Regions from separate parts of the Homo sapiens genome. Here region 2 is linked to region 1. A link is a contact called in ENCODE Hi-C or POLR2A ChIA-PET data. All regions are on one chromosome and are shown on one strand. Each heading gives the region's core, a stretch centred on a gene start or an enhancer-like site at or near the end of the contact. The rest is flanking DNA. Distances are from core to core; before and after follow the strand shown.

Region 1 (5,101 bases), core at 1,665-4,164:
GGAGTCTTTGCTAGCATTTCACAAATGCCCCTTGCTAAATTAGCTAAAACTTCTGAGACAGGCATCACAGGCTTCAAGATTTGTAGAGTCTAGTCTGGTAGCAGTTTTGTGGTTTTCTTTTTAATGATTATTTTAGTAGTAGCTTGTTGTTTGCTTAGTTCTGAAAAGCAAACTCCACTCAAAGACTCACTGTTATACCGTTCAAATTTATTTTAACATAATTTGTAGAAAGACATGAGTTGGGAATTTGTCAAAGAAACTTGCAGAGTCTAGGCAGGGGCACTTCACTTGGAAAGTGTTAGCCAAGATCCAGATAAGCCAGATGGCCTCAAGTTCAAATTATAACATTTTCTTCTCTTCTGTAGCTTTGAAATATCTAAATATTTGGATTAAATACATCAGGATTACTATAAGCACGAAATACTGATCCATCGTGCTTAACAGTGAGAATTGTTGCCATCCCTATATGTTTCATATCACATAATTTAAATGTAATGAAAGGTAAATTTTTAGAAACTGAACCTTTTAGAAAGAAATCTACAGGGTGCTTTCACCTAGGCTATTTCTTTTGATGGGCTACTGGGCAGCTGTTAGTTTCAAATAAACTCAATACTAGATTTGCAACAGATGTTCCTAAAACGGAACAAATAAGAGAATTACTGAATTTCTTACAAAGACAGATTAAACCTGAAAAAATAATTGAGATCTAGCAAGGCAGTCATTAACATGAGGAATGAAATTAAGCATGTTACAAAGAATAATTCAAATGTTTCTCAACTAAGAGGCAAGAGGAAGAGCTCTTTAGTCAGTTTTGTTTTTCTTTATTCATCCGTTCAACAGACACTTATTACTGAGTTTCATTTGGTGCTATTCCAATTTGTTGCCGTCTTCTTAAATTATACACATGGGAATGTTAAAACTACAGCTTGTCTGCACTAATGCATTTTATTAAGTAAAATTTCACCATGCCATGGAATCATCATTGCAGAAGTTCATGGACTCACAGCCACAATTTCTTTAAGGTTTTCTCATTTCCATATAGCAGATTCTTTTTTTTTGTATAATGTTTCAACATTACTTTAATAGCAAAATCTCAAAATAGTGAAATAGCAAAATTCACTAATAGCAATTTATGAATAGCAATTCACTAAGCAAAATTCACAAAATAGTGAAATAGCAAAATCTCAAAATAATAGACACTAGGTATCTGAGAGTAGAAGAAACTGAGATTTCTCTTTTACTTTATCCAACTGTATTTAAATTTCTCATTTACTTGTCTATAACCTCCAGCAGATTGTAAACCTCCATAGCCCAGTGACCTTCTTTGCTCTTTCAATATTGTCATCTCAGTTCTTAACATAACAGCTGGCATTGAGGGAACACTTAAAAGAAGAAGAAATATTTGCTGAAAATTATAGAGGAACACAGGCAGGTATAAAGGCAGACAATAACTCATTTTCTTCTCTGCTCATTTGCCGGGTGATAGACACCAGTTGTATACAAATGATGGAAAGGGCTCTAAGGGTTATAGTTTAATTAATTTAATTTAGTTAACTCTGTATCTAGTGTAGTTCTCAATTTTTTTGTCCTAAATGCAAAGAAGACACACCTATTCTTACCTACCACTTGCCTCTAAAACAAAAACCTAAACTATTAACTCACTAAATAAACATATAAAAAAGGCCCAGATGTAACTAATCACCTATTGCTAATGTAAAACAAAACTGAAATTTGTCTTCTTTTTATCATTTCTGGGCCAAATGGTTTCAATATGTAAAATGCATAAAACAATGCCTGGCAGATAGTAAGCACTGATATGTATTTGTTATCATTACCAATCTCATCATCATTACTTCTGTATCTTAACTGACCCTTCTGGCTGTTTAGATAAAACCCCAATTCTATCTGGAGCCCTAACAACAGTACACCAACCCACGTTCCACCATGAAACTCTCTTCCACGAGGCAAGGTTTATCAGATAAGACTGCATGGATAAAAAGCCAAAAAAAAAAAAAAAGTCTGACTTTCTATTACTCTTTCAGGAGAGGACCAGGTCACATCTCTTATTGCCACAAGAACCACTAAAATATCCTGGCTACTGGAAGTTGCTTTAGGGAGTGAAATGGGGGCTGAGAGTGGAAATGGTGCTGCAGAAAGTATAGAAGACAATCTAATAGAATTCTATGTGTTTTCTAATTATATCAATGAACTGATTGCAATACCTGGTTTATTCATTGCAAAAAAAAAAAGAGTGTTTTATGGCTAGAGCATGAGATAGAGCTGAAAAGAATGAGATAAAGTCATACTCATTTATTCCACTTCCTTTGAGTTTCTAGAGAAAACTTCGAATTTAAAAAGTATGGTGAACTAAATATTTTCAATAGCCCTTGAACAATAAGATCCTAAATGCTGAATCAAATATAAAATTTTATTTTAAATGCATTGCTGGGAATATATGAAAACAAGAAAAATCAAGCTCCTACCCTTCCCAGGCCCAAAATATGGAGAAAACAAACCGAAAAAGGTAAGGATACCCTGAGACACAATGCCTTTCCTAGAAATGAGAGATAAGAGTCTTTATTCTGGGCCAGTGCCTTTCAAAATAAAACCTAAATAGAAAATTCATAGATTATGAAAGACATCTCAGAATTAATAAAAAATAAGAATCACTAGAATGCTTTCGCTTGTTTTATCTCTGCAAGTCTCTCAATATTTATTGCATCATCCAATACTCTGAAAATTGAGAGTATGTGTTGGGTAGATTAACTGTTTGTACAAAGCTCAATGGAATGTTAAAGGAACAAAGATCGTGCCTACAGGTGTGGTTGATGACATACCACCAAGAAAATGTAGAGGTTAAGAACTCAAAATTCTTGGGAGCTTGTTTTTGCCAAGGAATGTGGGCGCAGTATTTGGAACTGCCAAGTTATGCAGCTGAGAGGTCTGAGGTTGACTTCTAGTTCAGTGTGATAATAACCTCATAATAAAATCCCAGGTTTTATCTATGAGACTCAGAATGCTTATGGATAACCAAATGCAAGCCACTTAAGGTTTCCCTTTACCTCTTAACAAAGTGAGCTTTCATCCAATTTGCATACCTCTATTTTAACAACGTAAAGAGCTTCACAAAATCAATTGCTATATTTTCATTCTATTTTTACTATATTTAACATGCTGGCCACGTGAGGTGGCTCACGCCTGTAATCCCAGTACTCTGGGAGGCTGAGGTGGGTGGATCACTTGAGGTCAGGAGTTCGAGACCAGCCTGGCCAACATGGTGAAACCTCATCTCTACTAAAAATACAAAAATTAGCTGGGTGTGGTGGCGCACACCTGTAATCCCAGCTACTCAGAAGGCTGAAGCAAGAGAATCACTTGAACCCAAGAGGCGGAGGTTGTAGTGAGCCAAGATGGCACCACTGCACGCCGGCCTGGGTGACAGAATGAGACTCTGTCTCAATAAATAAATAAATGAATAAATATAGTTATATATCTATATGCTGGATTTGATTATTGATTAATTATGGATTTGATCCTTGTCTCACAACGTATTATGTAAAGGTAGCACCATTCCTTATTTCTCTTTGTACATATTTGAATCTAACATACTGATTTGCACATAAAAGATATTCAAAAAGAGTTATTGATCTAGAAGACATTAAGATGCTCTTTCTGAAATAACAGTTTGAGTCAACGTGCATCTTCAATCTAGAAATTTTCTTTCTTGTCTATCCACAGTTATCTCTTACTTTCTTAGTCACAGCGCTTGAGTGCATTGTGACAGTAAATGCGTTAAATTGTATCTAAAGACAGAAAGTAAAATATGAAGAGCCAATAAAATTTCAAAAGTTTAGTGAGGCACAATGGGCCCAATTCAAGAGAGAGGCTGAGCAAGTTAAAGGCTTTGTTGGGAGCAAAGTGTGCATTCATATAGCAAACTCTGGCCAAGGTAATTACCTGTTTTGGACAGGCACACTATTCCCTGGAGGCTGCTTCACTCACCCGGACTTGACTCAACTTTGGATAAGTTCCAGTATAAATATTCCCACAAAAAATCAGGCAGAGGGAAACATCTCAGTGTTTTTTAAGAATAAAGGGGTCTGACTCTCAGTTTTATATCTCTTTATTTTTGCTGATCAGCACCCAGCACACTGACCTCTGCATTACTCATCAGCATTACTGCATTACTCAGGTGCAACTGAAAGGAGACCACACTACCGCTTCCGTACCACCTTCTGAGTTCCCTGCCAAAATTTACTTCTTTTTTAACTTGGAAGTCTCAAATGTTCTCATTTAATGTGTTGATGACATCACACTTAAGGGTGGTATGGCTGGCGGGACATTAAATAAATTACACTTTATAAGGTACCTAATGTGCTAATACTGGGAGGGCTAAGTTGAGCCCCCTGCCATCAAAGTTCCTATCTGGATCTCAGAAATGAACCAAGAACCTTAGAGAAAATTCCTCCCTGTTAACTTATTAAGCATATTTCACCATTGTTCTTCAGACAAAGAGGAAAATATTAGGTTATATAGTATTTATTGTGCGTAAGACCACACACGAAAATACACACATAATCTTACTTTCTAGAAGATAAGCAGAAGAAGAGAGGTTTTCATTTCTGAATTTAAGGAGATGAGATTGAGATCTTCTATATCAGAAAGTTTAAAGTGACATTTTTGCATGTCTTAGTCCATTTAGACTGCTGTGACAAAATACCTTAGACTGAGTGGTTATAAACAACAATAATCAATTTCTCATAGAGTCTGGAAAGTCTAAGATCAAGGCACAGCCAGATGAGGAGACGGCCTCTTCTGGTTCATAGATGGCACCATCTAGCTGTGTCCTCCCAGGGTGGTGGAAGGGGCAAGGCAACTCTCTAGAGCCTGTTTTATAAGGGCACAAATCTCATTCACGAGGGTTCTGTTCTCATGACCTAATCACCTACCAAATACCCCACGTCCTAACACCATCACACTGATCATCAATCAGGTTTTAACATATTAATCTGGGGAGGACACAAACATTTAGACCATAGCATTGAATTAACTATAGATGTGTTAAGTAATTATATTAACATGGTACAAACAACTTCAGTTT
Region 2 (5,073 bases), core at 1,075-3,574, 170 kb after region 1:
TAGACCTCCAAAAGATCTTGGATTTCAATGGTAATAATTATACCAATAGTAATATACAACATATTCACATCTAATATGTTTTATTCTAGGCTAACCACATCAAACCTTATTTTTAATATTCACAATCTGCAATGCAGTCATAATTGTCACCAAAAATACTGCCTCAGAACTTTCAAGCTAACCTCGGCCCATATATACAAACAATCATAGTGCAAATTGGTAAACCTCTCTGGAGGACACTATAGACTGTTTCAAAAATCTTCAAATCTGCATTCCCTTTAATCCAGAAATTACAAAAATAGGAATTTAACCCAAGAAAATAATTAATGGTAAATTCAAAGTTTTCCTAAAGGGAAAATTATCCCAGTATTCATAATAGCAAAATATTTTTTAATCCCAAATGTGCAAGTACAGCCATGAAAAATTATGTCATATAAAAGCATTTATAATATATTATCATTGTCACAGTATACAATTAAGTGGAAAAATCATGTTACAAATAGCATGTAGAATGATCTTAATGCGTGTTTGCTTTTGTGTGCACACACATACACAGAGGACCTGGAAATACATGCCCCAGGGTACTAACAGTGGCTATCTCTAAGACTGTAAATGACTCTTAATTCTTCCTTTTCATTTATTTGTGTTTTCTGTCTTATTTTGACATAAATGAGCATTGCTTTTACAACTTTAAAAAAGGGTTATTTTAATTTTTTTAAATTATAGTTTTAGTTTATAAGAAATTTACTCATACTTCAAAAAGAGTAGCCCACAGTTCATGTCTGCTGCCATCAGGTGGTGGGATGCTCTACCCATCTTGTCTGAATCAAGAGACCCTGGGTCTCCCACCTCAACATTGTGTATCCCTGCAAATTCATAATATATGTTTTTTAAAAAAGAAGAATGGGTTCAAAATATTCATATCTTGAAAAATTATAATATGACTTTCATTTTTTCTATTTTGCTTGGTCCCCTCCTTCTTATATTTGTAATCATTTGATGAGAGTTGGCTTAACAGAATTCTGAAACCTACCAATGCTCCAAAGCCTCACACACACACATACACACACACGCGTGCACTGTTTAAAATCGAGATTTTTCACACCTATTTAATAAAATCATTTCTAACTAAATTTTTTAACTCAATTTACAATATCTAACCATAATTCCAGGGTGATATCTTGCCACCTAAAAAAAAATCAATGATTTCTAATATTTAAGTTGTATTTTTCTTATTCATCTATAATTATTGTCTCCCATTCAAAAGAAATGAATGATTTTCCAATGCACCCACACACAAATCCATTTTAGGATCAAACTTTTCAAGTAACAAAAACCTTCATAGATGTCCATTCCACCATCTTTTTTAGTTTAGAGGATTGTGTTTTCCAGAAAATGAAGAGTATTAGAAGTTCACATTGTCACCATACGTCACAGAACTTCAAATAGAGTTCCACTTCCAAATATTTCTATTTTCAACCTTTTAGTGTGGAAGATATTATTTTCTTTGATATATAACTAAGATCTTTCCAAAACAACCCTGCAGTGAGAGAGGCACCTTTGAAATGTTTGCAGGTAGGTAGGACAATCAATCTTGCTGTTAAGATCTCCATTTTTTTGTTTGTTTTTAGTCAGACCAATTATTTGTCTAAGGTCAAGATAAAAATTACCGCTGCATGAAGTTTTACTCTATAATACTGAAATAACAGAAGCAGAGAAAAAAACCGTAGGTATGTGTGTACAAGAATTCTGAATAGCATGGTGATAAAGGATGCGGCCTCTGTGTCAGACCAAACTGGGTTCATAATCCTTAATTGACCATTTTTCTAGCATTATCAACTTGGGCTAGGAACTTAACCCCTGAAAGGCCTCAGTATCCCAGGTGGTAAAATGGGCTATAAATTGACCTACCTCACAAGGTTATCATGAGGATTAAATGAGATCATCCATGTAAAACACTTGGAAGATGCCTGACACATAGTAAGCACTTCATAAATGCAGGTGATCGTTTCCAAGACACTCCATCTATTGTACAAGCTGGTTATTATGCATATGCTGCATGCAGACCAGAAGGCATGCAAAAGACGGCAGTTCCTACAAATTGCATGATGATTTTTGGTGGTAAATAAGTGCTATTCTGCCCTCTATGTAACACAGTCTGACCTTGAAAGTGTTTTCCATTCTCCAGTGAAAGCCATAGGAACTCAGGTCTATAGTCACAAAAGGAATGTGGCTCTTAAAAGCTTATGGCAGACCACAGATATGGGGCAGTTAACTTATCTAGAGGAAATGAGCTCTGGTTTTCTTTGCAGTCCTCAGATCCAGGAGCTGCAAAGTTGAGTCACCAGCTTGCTATCTGACCCCAGGCCAGCCACTTAACCTCTCTCTGACCCCATTTCCTTACTTAAAATCAACTCTCTGCTTATGTTCCATTCAAGTCATTATCTCTCCCCACAAAAATTGGTAGTAAGGTGTCCTGTAGATTTTGGAAATTAATTATTCTCTACGTTGGGTTTACAAAATAGAACCGTAAAAGGCTTGAAAATGAGTCAGTCTAGCTACATTTATTGGTATTTTGGTATTACTTTAGGAGCTCTTTTCCTGGAATAAAATCACCTACCCAGACAATAAGCTTTGTCTGACACTGTGACCCTAGTTCCTGATGAAGCTTTCTTGCACTGGTATTTCTGGGAATGACAGAATGGAAGAGAACAGGAGCCCCTTTGTCAGAAGGTAGTCAAGAGGGAAATAAATTTCAGTTATTGAAAGAGATTTAGGACAAGCTAGGCAGTGTCATTTGTTAGATAACTAAACCAGGAGCTTGGAGTATTCGGTTTTACACTCAGCCATTGTGTCTGTACTTGGCCTAGGACAATTTCCACAACTGTAAATAACCATAGGAGCGTTCTCCTAAAGAACCCTTCCAACTACCCACTTACACAAAATAACTGCAACACACACCCCTAAGTCCTCACATAGGCCAATTTCTCACCGTCCTGGGCTCTGTTGTGAACGCCTTGAGTGCAGAGGTACACTATGCTTGTCCTCACTCACACAGTGCCTAGCTCCATAAATGCTGACGACAAAGGCGAGAATGAAGAGTCTAACGTGTCAAGTCAAAAAGCACCTGAAGTTGAACAGAAAACCAAATACCGCATGTTATCACTTATAAGTGGGAGCTAAATGATAAGAACTTATGAACACAAAGAAGAAAACAGCAGAGGCTGAGGTCCACTTGAGCCGTGAGAGGAGGGAGAGAAGCAGAAAAGATAACTATTATATACTGGGCTTAATGCCCGGGTGATGAAATAATCCGTACAACAAATTCCCATGACACATGTTTGCCTATGTAACAAACTTTCACGTGTGCCCCCAAACCTAAAATAAAAGTTAAAAAAAATAATTTTATCCTCATTTAAAAAAAAAAATGAAAGCACCTGGGCCGGGCATGGTGGCTCAACGCCTATAATACCAGCACTTTGGGAGGCAGAGGTAGGTGGATCACTTGAGGTCAGGGGTTGGAGACTGGCCTGGTGGCCAAAACTAGTCTCTACTAAAAATACAAAAATTAGTCAGGCATGATGATGCTAGTAATCCCAGCTACTCGGGAGGCTGAGGCAGGAGAATCGCTTGAACCTGGAAGGTGAAGGTTGCAATGAGCTGAGATCGTACCACAGCACTCCAGCCTGGGTGACAGAAACGAGACTCTGTCTCCAAAAAAAAAAAAGCACCTGAAGTTTGCCTTGTCAACTTCAACTATGTTCAATTAAAAAAAAGAATGAATATTCTACACCTTTTCCTACCTTCTCACTGGTTTGAAGTCAGCCACCTCACCATTAATTGATTTTCTGGTCTGTAATAATTTTTCTTTTTTCTCACTTGCAACCAGAAGCAGCCCTTCCTGCTTCCAATTTGGTCCTTTGAAGCTGCTGAAAAATCAAACTGACAAAGTGTATCAGTTAGGGTTAAGTTCAGCTGTAACAGAAACTCAACTGTAGTAGCTTAAACACAAAAGGTGTATTCGCCTATGTAGAGGAAGTGCAGAGGTAAGCAAACCAGGCAGGAAGACTCCACAAGGCTATTTGAGACCCTATGAGTTTGCTCTGCCATATGTGACTTTTTCACAATCTAAGAAGGCTACTGGAGCTCTAACCATTGCAACCATGTTCTAAGCTGTAGAAACAGGGAAGGGAAGAATAACCAAAGCATACTCTTTTTTTATATATACTATTGTCCTAAAGGTACTACCAACATTTCTATTTCATCTTATGGGCCATAACTGAGCCACATGACCCCACTGCTAAAATGAAAGCTGGGAAATAGAATGTCACCCTAATGGATGCATTGCCACCCTAAATAAAATTTGACTTTTATTTCTAAGGGGAAGGGGAAAATGGATATCGGGATAGGCCAGTTGTTTTTTGTTTGTTTGTTTTGCTTCACTATTGCTGCCCAGGCTGGAGTACAGTTGCGCGATCTCAGCTCACTCAACCTCCGCCTCCCGGGTTCAAGCAACTCTCCTGCCTCAGCCTCCCAAGTAGCTGGGATTACAGGCACTACCACCATGCTCAGCTGATTTTTTTTTTTTTTTTTTTTGAGACGAGTCTCGCTATCGCCCAGGTTGGAGTGCAGTGGCGCGATCTCGGCTCACTGCAGGCTCCGCCTCCCGGGTTCACGCCATTCTCCTGCCTCAGCCTCCCGAGTAGCTGGGACTACGGGCGCCCGCCACCTCGCCCGGCTAATTTTTTGTAATTTTAGTAGAGACGGGGTTTCACCATGTTGGCCAGGCTGGTCTCAAACTCCTGGCCTCAGGTGATCTGCCCACCTCGGCCTCCCAAAGTGCTGGGATTACAAGCGTGAGCCACCGTACCAGGCTGGCCAGTTGTTCTTAAAGTGTGATTCCCAGACCAGCATTATCTGAGAACTTGTGAGACATGCAAATTACCAAGCCCCACCCCAGACATAAAGTCTGAGAATCATAGGATAGACAACAACAGACTCTGTCTCACCAGGTTGTTTGAATTTTGTATAATATGAGAGTTAATGGGTCTGAATGAGCATGTGCAGAGTATA

Evidence for each region. A loop is a pair of places that touch in the nucleus more often than their neighbours do. ChIA-PET counts read pairs that join two places held with the same protein, here RNA polymerase II (POLR2A). Pooled maps may share reads with other maps.
Region 2: a loop to region 1 is called in a map of PC-9, with 7 times the contacts of the local background. The contact joins two enhancer-like sites. A Hi-C loop is called at or near these places in 5 of 168 maps with a recorded cell type or tissue (Caco-2, Calu3, DLD1 and 2 more) and 4 of 50 pooled maps. POLR2A ChIA-PET finds 5 or more read pairs at or near these places in 2 of 52 experiments (HCT116 and endothelial cell of umbilical vein).

What each region holds. Positions count from the first base shown.
Region 1 is chr12:42,959,329-42,964,429 of GRCh38, reverse strand. No RefSeq gene overlaps it. Among named protein-coding and RNA genes, the nearest start is that of LINC02461, 190 kb to the left of the region's middle. RefSeq lists an enhancer at 2,612-3,811. Within about 2 kb of position 2,914, at least 6 of the 41 ENCODE cell types and tissues checked have a DNase peak (open chromatin) inside an H3K27ac peak, as active enhancers do; they include PC-9 and endothelial cell of umbilical vein, where a contact is called at or near this core.
Region 2 is chr12:42,788,187-42,793,259 of GRCh38, reverse strand. No RefSeq gene overlaps it. Among named protein-coding and RNA genes, the nearest start is that of LINC02450, 99 kb to the right of the region's middle. Within about 2 kb of position 2,324, at least 2 of the 41 ENCODE cell types and tissues checked have a DNase peak (open chromatin) inside an H3K27ac peak, as active enhancers do; they include PC-9 and endothelial cell of umbilical vein, where a contact is called at or near this core.